Regions from separate parts of the Homo sapiens genome. Here region 1 is linked to region 2. A link is a contact called in ENCODE Hi-C or POLR2A ChIA-PET data. All regions are on one chromosome and are shown on one strand. Each heading gives the region's core, a stretch centred on a gene start or an enhancer-like site at or near the end of the contact. The rest is flanking DNA. Distances are from core to core; before and after follow the strand shown. Region 1 has its middle 27 kb from the start of EMILIN3. Region 2 holds the start of ZHX3 (zinc fingers and homeoboxes 3).

The links. A loop is a pair of places that touch in the nucleus more often than their neighbours do. ChIA-PET counts read pairs that join two places held with the same protein, here RNA polymerase II (POLR2A). Pooled maps may share reads with other maps.
Region 1: a map of PC-9 shows a loop between it and region 2 (16-fold over the local background). The contact joins the enhancer-like site here to the promoter of ZHX3 in region 2. A Hi-C loop is called at or near these places in 1 of 168 maps with a recorded cell type or tissue (PC-9) and 2 of 50 pooled maps. POLR2A ChIA-PET finds 5 or more read pairs at or near these places in 2 of 52 experiments (activated T-cell and naive thymus-derived CD4-positive, alpha-beta T cell).

The regions. Positions count from the first base shown.
Region 1 is chr20:41,391,277-41,395,824 of GRCh38, forward strand. No RefSeq gene overlaps it. Among named protein-coding and RNA genes, the nearest start is that of EMILIN3, 27 kb to the left of the region's middle. RefSeq lists an enhancer at 397-1,062. Within about 2 kb of position 1,720, at least 13 of the 41 ENCODE cell types and tissues checked have a DNase peak (open chromatin) inside an H3K27ac peak, as active enhancers do; they include PC-9, where a contact is called at or near this core.
Region 2 is chr20:41,314,515-41,319,197 of GRCh38, forward strand. It overlaps ZHX3 (zinc fingers and homeoboxes 3), which reads right to left and starts at 3,217. Exons shown (of 4, transcript NM_001384317.1): 1 at 2,995-3,217. RefSeq lists silencers at 2,737-3,026, 3,037-3,486 and an enhancer at 3,597-3,646.

The DNA.
Region 1 (4,548 bases), core at 470-2,969, 75 kb after region 2:
TTTTTATTTTTGAGACAGAGTCTCGCTCTGTCGCTCAGGCTGGATGGAGTGCAGTGGCGCGATCTCGACTCACTGCAAGCTCCGCCTCCCGGGTTCACGCCATTCTCCTACCTCAGCCTCCCGAGTAGCTGGGACTACAGGCGCCCGCCACCACGCCCGGCTAATTTTTTGTATTTTTAGTAGAAACGGGGTTTTACCGTGTTAGCCAGGATGGCCTCAATCTCCTGACCTCGTGATCCGCCCGCCTCAGCCTCCCAAAGTGCTGGGATTACAGGCGTGAGCCACCGCGCCCGGCCCATTTTTAAAACATTTATAAACAAAAGAGGTTTAATTGACTCATAGTTCTGCATGACTGAGCAGGCCTTAGAATCATGGTGGAAGGCAAGGAGAAGCAAGGCACATCTTACATGAGGGCAGGAGGTGGCGGGGCAGAGAGAGAGAGCGCGCCTCAATGGCTTTCAATAGTTCAAGTGCATTCACACCAGGCGCATTCCTGCGCTTGAGATTCCTAGCATCAGCCAGGAGCGGCTTAGTGGGAGAAAGAGCTGCGACGGTGATGATAGTGACATTCCAAAGTTTTGTGGCAACATGAAGGAGGAGGTGTGTCTGCGCTTGCACAGTGACTGCAGCCCTTGGGCAGATGTGGAGAATGTGTGAGGCTAAAGGCTCCCACGCAGCATGGGGCATGGGGAGCCTGAATGTAAGCCCCAGGGCAGGAAGTTTTGCCTATTTGCTCACCGTGTAATCTCCAGCATCTAGAATAGCATAGTAGGCCTTTGGTAAATATCTGTTGAATGGAAGGACTAAAATTAGTTCTGGAAGTGTCTGGGGATGGGGCTTAAGTTACCTCTGCAGGGTCTCCAAGGCTAAATCCTTTTCCTGAGTTAGAAAAACAGGGCTGTTCTCACTGAAGTTTTGGCCTTCAGAGTGTGATGAGGAGTGCAAAGGGGCACGGGGCAGCTTCAAGGACAGGGCTGGGACCACAGAGGGTGAGAAAAGGGCACAAGGGAGGAGGGGTGCTCCCAAGATGGCAGCCCCTAGAGATCTGGGCTGGGTCTTGCTTTCCTCCCTGGGGCCAGTGCAGCAGGAGAGGGTGCTGGGTAGGGGTGCTGGGGGCTGAGAGGACCAACCCAGCTTCACCAGGCCCAGAAGAGAAGATGCACACAGGGAGAAGGCAGCTGTATGCAGTGGGCTCAATAAAGAGGATTTGGGCTGGGCGTGGTGAGTCATGCCTATAATCTCAGTGCTTTGGGAGGCCAAGTGGGGAGGATGGCTTGAGGCCAGGAATTCCAGACCAACCTGGGCAACACAGCAAGACCCCATCTCTATGATACATTTAAAAAAAAATTAGCCAGGTGAGTGGTGCACACCTGTAGTTCTAGTTACTTGGGAGGCTCAGGTGAGGGGATCAGTTGAGCCCAGGAGTTCAAGGTTGGTTACGGCAAGCACTCCAGCCTGGGTGATGGAATGAGAAATGAAACCCTGTCTCTAAATAAATAAATAAATAAAAAGATTTGCCTCTGTATAACAGGAGTTTGAATTTAGGGCTCAAAAAGTCAAGTACATTCTCAAAATCACTCAGAGAGTGACAAAATCAGGATTCAATTTCACATCTTTCTAATTCCAGAGCCTGACTTTTTTTCACTCCGCTAAAAAAAGTGACGTCACAGGCACATGGCAGGCATGGAGCCCCAGGCGAGCCAGGTCTCAGTCTGGGTCAGTGTAGCCCCAGGGCTGGGATCAGAACCACAGTCGTTCTGGAGACAGGGCCAAACTAGGGTTAGAGGTCAGGGAGGCCAGGCCTGAGAACAACAGGCTTTCCGGGCTTTGTGCCCCCAGCCAGACACAGTGTCCTGGGATTGGTGGCAGGGCCTGCTGGAGCCCCCAGCTCCCTCTTTCCACCCCCCATCTAGGGCCTGGCCTGACCTTCCTCCCCAGGGCAAGGAACTGGCCTGGCTCTTATCCTGGAGGAGGCTGCAGCTGCTCCTGCAGCCCTGGTCCCAGCAGACAAAGGCGCTTTCTTTCCTAGTACAAGGTCTTGATTGCATGTTGCCCTGGATCCAAAAGTTCCTATGGAGGAAGCAGTTTCCTCCCAGGGTGTGTGTGTGTGTGTGTGTGTGTGTGTGCACGCACGTGTGTGCTGGGTTTCAGGGAGTTGGGCTGTCAGGGAGTGCAAGCCCTCTCCCAGCCTCCTGGGTTTAGCCTGGCATTGCTCAATCTGCATCCTTTGTGTACATCTCTAAGTGTCTATGCATGTGTGTGTACGTGGTGGTGTGTGATTGTATGTATGAGCATGTTTGTGCATGTCCCTGCAGCTGCAGGTGCGACTGCCTAGTATGTACCTGTGCATATTTCTGTACACATCAGCACATGCTTATACACAGTCGCAAGCCTACGTATCTGTGTAACTTGTGTCTGTGCCCACATGCGTTTGGGGGTGTATGCATATGTTTCATGTGTGTGTCTACATGAGACACCTGGTACCAGGTCCCTAACTCTGCTGCCTCTGGCTGTGCCTCCCCACACCCTCTGCTGCTGTGTGGGGGCTCTGCAGTATGCAAGTCCTCCTAAAATAGCCCCCTTTCTTCTTCCCAACCCCCGGCCCCGCCTCTGCATTTGTCTGGGAACAACCTGGCCTCTTTCAGCTCTGGGAGGAAGACAGGTTTGTACAGCTTGGCTTGGCCCATACACTTTCCAAAACTCTCTGGCTCCCAGCCAAACTCTTTATAAAAAGGCTCATGGGGAATAGCCTAACAGGAAGGTGGGAACTCTGCCTGGGGGGCTCAGGAACCCTGCTCCAAGCCCCAAGATTAAATGGGAGCATCAGTCAGCTGAACTTCAGCCAGAGACGGCCCTGCAGCCTGAAGGTGAACTTGGTCAATGGACCCTTCACCCCCAAAGATGGGGACACAGCATCTCAAGGTCTCATGTCCAGGGTGGCAGAGCTCGGAGGGGTCCCAGGGCTCAGGCAGCTCAACTCCCCATGGGCACACTGGAGGGAGAGGCCCAGAGTGATGCCCCAGACCAGGCAGGAGCTGAGCCACTTCCTAGCATCCTGCAGCCCCAGGCCCTGGTGACCCTGCCATGGATAACCCTGGGTCTGCCTCTTCTGCAGGGAGGTGGGTGCCACTGCCAGACTTCAGAGTAGCAGGCTCTGAGCCTGGCTGGCCCTTTTGCTCAAGGCCTCCTGAGTCCATATCACAAAGTCAGTGTTTGAGCACAGGGTTGGTTTACCCAGCACTTGCCTTACTTGGGGTGCAGGGGACCTCAAGCTGTTTCTCCTAGTCCCACTGAGGCACAAGAGAGGGGCTTTCTGTACTGCTATCTCCCCTACTGGGGCTCAACCCAGTCTTTTTTTTTTCTTTGAGACTGAGTCTCACTCTATTGCCCAGGCTGGAGTGCAGTGGTGCAATCTTGGCTCACTGGAACCTCCGCCTCCCGCGTTCAAGTGATTCTCCTGCCTCAGCCTCCTGAGTAGCTGGGATTACAGGCACGCACCACCATGCCTGGCTAATTTTTGTATTTTTAGTGGAGACGGGGTTTCACCATGTTGGCCAGGCTGGTCCCGAACTCCTAATCTCAAGCGATCCACCCAACTCGGCCTCCCAAAGTGTTGGAATCACAGGTGTGTGCCACCGTACCTGGCCTCCACTGGGTCTTAAGGGTGCCCTAGGGTGAAGATGGGAGGGCAGTCCAATGGGTAAGACCCTATCTCAAGTGGATGCTCAGGGCACAGGTGGCACCCCCCTCACTGGTCTGTCACAGGAGACACAGGGGCTGCTGCTGGAGATGCCACAGCCGTGTGGGAGGGGCAGGCTGGTGGGGCAACTGAGGAAGAGGATCCCAGAAGCCTGGGTTCAGACATGGCTCCAGGGGGCTCCTGGGTGCTGGAAACAGACGAGACACCCTCAAAGAGGCTGGTTCCTTCAGTCCATCCCCACTGACCGCTGCCAACCACCCCTTTCCTCTTCCCTTCAGAAACCTTTTTCCAGGCGGGAGGGATGGTAGCTGGGAAGCTTTGCTCTTATCTGGCATGTGCCCAGGCCAGGCACCGAAACTCAAAAGCCAAGCAGAGAATCTTTTTTTGTCTGCTTCCGATTGTCGTACCTTGTCCCTGAGAGACACTCATGGACCAGCCCAGCTTGAAAAGGAGCCAGAGAACACAAGAAACAACCAGTAACTCCAAAGAAAGGTCAGGGTTTCAAGAACATTGTGCCCCCCCGGTTGACTGTGCAGAGCAAGTACCTCTTTGGATGGAGGTTTTATTTCTTTGAACTCTTGTTCCTTACAGAGGCTGGGAGTGGTTGGGCCCACAGGGTGGGGGTGGTGGACTCCTTGTCCTTGGGCCTGTTTTGGGGATGCTGGGTTGCGCACTGGGAGTGGAGTTGGTGGGGGCTCTGAATTCTCCCACGCTCAGTCTAGGGATGGGAGCTGCCTCTTTCTTCCCTCATGGGATGCTAATTATCCTCAACTTGTCTGGGAGAAGAAAGGAAGTAGCTGCAGGGGCTTAGCCAGGAGGAACACCTGCTCCCCTGCCCCACCGCCCTC
Region 2 (4,683 bases), core at 1,967-4,466:
ATCAACTACCAAATTGAAATCACAGCTGTAAACATAACTGGGAAACTTTATACTTTTCAAAAATATCCAGTGTGACACAGGGATAACGCATAAGAAGGAAAGCCAACAACATTTGCCAAAAATGTTCCTTCCCTCAATTGTTCAAGTTAAATCAAGACCGTAATTCTTTTTAAGACCACAGCCTCACTTTGTAAAATTCTTCTCAGATATAGATGAGAAAGAAATATCCTGACCTTTAAGAGATTGTCATTTTAACTCATGACACAGCTACCTAGAAGCCTAGAAGGCTACCAGCAAGGTCATATGAATAGATGGATAATGAGCATTCATTCTTTCCTTCATTCATTCAACAAATATTAAGTACCCACAATGGGCCAGGTGCAGTTTCTGAGCCCTGAGGATATATCGGTGAAAAAAAAGTCTCACACTTCAGGGTTAATGAGGGAGAGAGACAATACACCAACAAATAAATATGTATTACCAAGTGGTGGTAAGCAAGGCAGGATAAGAACAACAGGGAAATGGGGTGTATTTGATAATGCAGTCAAGCAAAGCCAGACAACCTAACTTTTGAGCAGAGACCTGAAGTAAGGGAGTCAACTATGTTAATATCCAGGGACCAGAGTTCTAGGCGGAGGGAACAGCAAATGCAAAGGCACTGAGGCTGGAGTATGCTTGACTTTTTTGAGACAGAGTCTCGCTCTGTCTCCCAGGCTGGAGTGCGGTGGTGTGATCTTGGCTCAATGCAACCTCCGCATCCCGGGTTCAAGCAATTCTCCTGCCTCAGCCTCCTGAGTAGCTGGGATTACAGGCACGCACCACCAGGCCTGGCTTTTTTTTTTTTTTTTTTTTTTTTTTTTAGTAGAGACGGGGTGTCACCATGCTGGCCGGGCTGGTCTCGAACTCCTGACCTCGTGATCCGCCCGCCTCGGCCTCCCAAAGTGCTGTGATTACAAGTGTAAGCTTGATGTTTTTAAGAAACAGCAAAGAGATCTGTCTGGCAAGGCTCGAAGTGAGGATGGTTGTTCGGAAGAGGGTTAGCCTGGCAGGCCACAGCAAGGCCTTCAGAGTTTACTTTAAGACAAAAAGCTATTGGAGGGCTCTAAGCAGAGGACTAACATGATCTGAATTTTTTAAAGGATTGCAAAGAGAAACACAAGTTCCTACTCATAAAACAAAGATGTATCTCTCATAATCTAGTTATAAGTCAAAGAAAAAAAGCATAGAATAAAAGTTGTGTAGTATGATAGCATTTTTGTAAGAAAAAACACGTATACATGGGAACAAGGCTAAAAGGCTTAATACCAAATTGTGATTTACTATGGTTTGTGGGATTATGGGGTTTTTTTTGTTTTGTTTTGTTTGCAATGCTTTTCTTTGTTTTTCAAGTTTTCTGCCTTAAACATGAATTACTTTGGTAATTTTTAATGTTATCTTTAAAAAGAAAAAAGCACTCCACCATGAGACTTCCCTTGTCTGAAATCTTACTTCAATATGAAAAAAAAAAAAACAAACTCAAAACCAAAAACCAAAACAACATGGGGAACATTTTTTTCCAAAAATTACCACACTTCCCATGCAATGTTTGCCTGTCATGAACCACTGCACAAATCAAGCCCCGCTCAATGTATCAAGGTCACAAAACCAACTTGGTTAATATGTTGATCATTACATAGTGGCTCTGTCCTCTACAGCAACTTTGATACCATCTTTCCAAGGCAGCAACAGAAGGGCCCTTTTCATTCATTTTCTATGTGTCTTTGATACTATTTTGCGCTTCTGGATTTTTCCACTGTATGTCTCTTAGAAACAAATTAAGCTCGAATAAGTTGTTCCAGCTAATGAAGTGCGCTTTTGGCTCCTTCTCCGTGGTTCAGAATTATCCGGCAAAATACCAATTGTTTTAGGATGCATTTTCTCTTAGTTTTGAAATATTGCAATACTAAGTTACCACAAATAAAGAGCATTGAGATAACAACACACAAGAACGTGTATAAATGGAAACTACTGTAATCCTTTTTTAAATTAAGGACGTGTGGACGCCTCATGAATAAACATTTAGGATATCTGGATAAATATATACTATGTGTTCACATAGATAAAAACAGAAAGGAGCATTCCTTCCTACCTCACTCCCCCACCCCAAGTCACATAAGTTTCTCGCAGGGCACAAGCCCAGGGCAATCACTGCTCAGAAATGTAAACCATGCAACTCAAAATGACTCAAGCCCTCAAACACTCCCCACCTAAGTCCTACATCCCATCCACTCCTCAATCACTTCCAACAGGCTTCCCTGAATGAAAATCCCAAACTGGGAAGGCTTAACAAGCTCCAAACTCCACTCACACGCCACTCAGGGAATCCGAGGACCTGGGGCCCACGTGTAGTGTTTTCGCGTGGGCAGACAAGGGTCCCAAGATTCAGGGTGCTACTGTACCCCGAGTGGTTCGAGTCCTGGCTCTGCCGCCTTCACTGGTCGAGCTGACGCTCTTTACACCGGGGGCATGGGCTGCCACATCCCAGCAGAGTGCAAGGGCCCTCGGGCGTGGACGCAGGCGGCTCTCGGGTGCACACGCGGAACGCACACTCGGGCATGCACTCTCACACGGTCAGGCGGGCCTGCGCGAACGCCCCCGCTTCCCCTCTACCACCCCCTTTTGCGCCTTCTACGATGGTGGCACGCGGGGCTACCCTGACCCCTAGGACCCCTGGACGCCCGCTCCTGGAGCCCGGGGGGTGATGACAGATGGCGGAGGGCGGGGCTCCGGGGGGAAGGGGCGGAGCCTCTCAGCATGGGGGTGCTGGCGGCTGACAGAAAGACCAGGGGCAGCCGGCGGGAGGGGGCTGACTGAGACTGCGGGCCGGCCGCGGGCCAGGCGTGGCGGGAAGGAGCTCGCGCAGACACAGGGTCTGACAGGCAGAGAGAGATACAGACACCGGGGACTGACAGCCGCGGGGGCACGCGGGGCCGGCTGGCCGTGGCGGGCGCTCACCTGGCAGCGGCGGCGGTGGCGGCGCCCGCGACCGGGCCGCTCTTCCCGCGCTGCGGGCCTCCCTCCCCGCGGCCGGGCGGGCGGCCGGCGCAGGCCCCGCAGAGGCGGCGGCGGCGGCGACGCCGGAGCCGCGGACTGCTGAGCGGCGGGGACGCAGCTGCACCAACCGACTCCGGGCCGCTCGGCTGGGCTCGGCCGCTCTCGGAGGCGCTCGGCTCTGCTCGGCCTTGCACGGCTCCCCTCGGCCTTGCTCGACTCGGCTGGGGGCGTGGCCCAGGCCCCCCAGTCCGCCCAGGTCGCCTCTGGCGGCCGCGGGGCGGGGCTTTCGAGCGGGTGCGAGCCCCCTGACGTCGCGGGGAGCGGACCTTGCCCCCGGCGCATGCGCCAGCACTCCTCCTCCCCCCTCCTCCCCGCCCCACCGTGTGGAGGCTGAAGAAGACGGGGAAGGAGGCGCTGGGGGCGGATGCTGCGGTCCCAGAGGTTCCTGGCTTTTGTACTCCATATCCTGCTCTTTCCAGAGGACCACTTAAAGAAGGTCACACCAGGTTACACTTTCAAAAGGATGTGTGTGTAGGCTGGCAGGGGCTCTCGCTCCTGTCTGCCCCCACTCCTCCAATTCCAGTGTTTCCCAACAAGCGTCGACTAGGAGTGGTCTTTTATCCAACCAAGGGTTCACTGCAATTTTTAATATTTTCTGTTTTCTTAAGAATAATAACAAAAAAACTAACTCTTGATCACTGTTTTAACATTGAGTCTTCAAGTACTTGAACTTTCAAACATCAGTCAGCCTCCTCGAGTCCACTAATACCGTCCTTTCTTCATAGCTGTTGTATAACCTGTAATGCCTGGGATGGGGTTGGGTTCTTTCCTGAATTCTCGTCACATGATCCAGGCACCTTTTTAGTTATGGAACCAAGTCTGCAGCAAATATGCTCAGAAAGTGGCTCCCACCTTTAGAATCCAGTGATTAGTAAACAGCAGGAGCTCTACGGTCTTGACACACCTGGATGGGAATCCCAGATCTGCATTAATCTAGCAGGTTAATAATTGTCTGAGTGACTTTGGACGTGTTAATCTCTCAACTGTAAAAGGGCAATGAAACATGAGTAAATCAGTAGAAATATTAAAAGGGTTAAATGACACCACATATAAAGATTTCTGCACAGTGCTTGGTGTTCAATAAGTAAGGCTGCCTTTAACTTCAAGTAACTTTAGAACCTTCAGATCCTGAAAACCAGGGAGCATATACACAAGTGTGAGCGATGTGTCCAAGTAAACAAGTCGATAGTCAAACACCCATACGTGGCACCTTAGCTTGCTCCTTTCACAACCTTCCCTACCTCAGTTCATGTCAACTCCATTCTTCTGATGACTCCAGACAAACCATTGGAGTCATCCTGGACTCCACTCTCCCTATCATATCCCACATGCAACCCATTAGAAAAGCCTGTCAGCTCTACCTTTAAAATACCCCTTTTCCTCTTTCCTGGAATATTGTAGTAGCCTCCTGCCTGTTCTCCACGATTCCACTGTGCTCTCATGGTGCCTTCTCTCAACACAGAAGCCAGAGGGATCCTGTTGAAACCTAAGCTCAAAAGCCCCCAGAAGGTTTCCCATCTCAGAGTAAAAGCCAAAAAAAAAAAAATATGGGGGCAGTGGGGTGGAGAGTGGGACACAGTCTCACTCTGT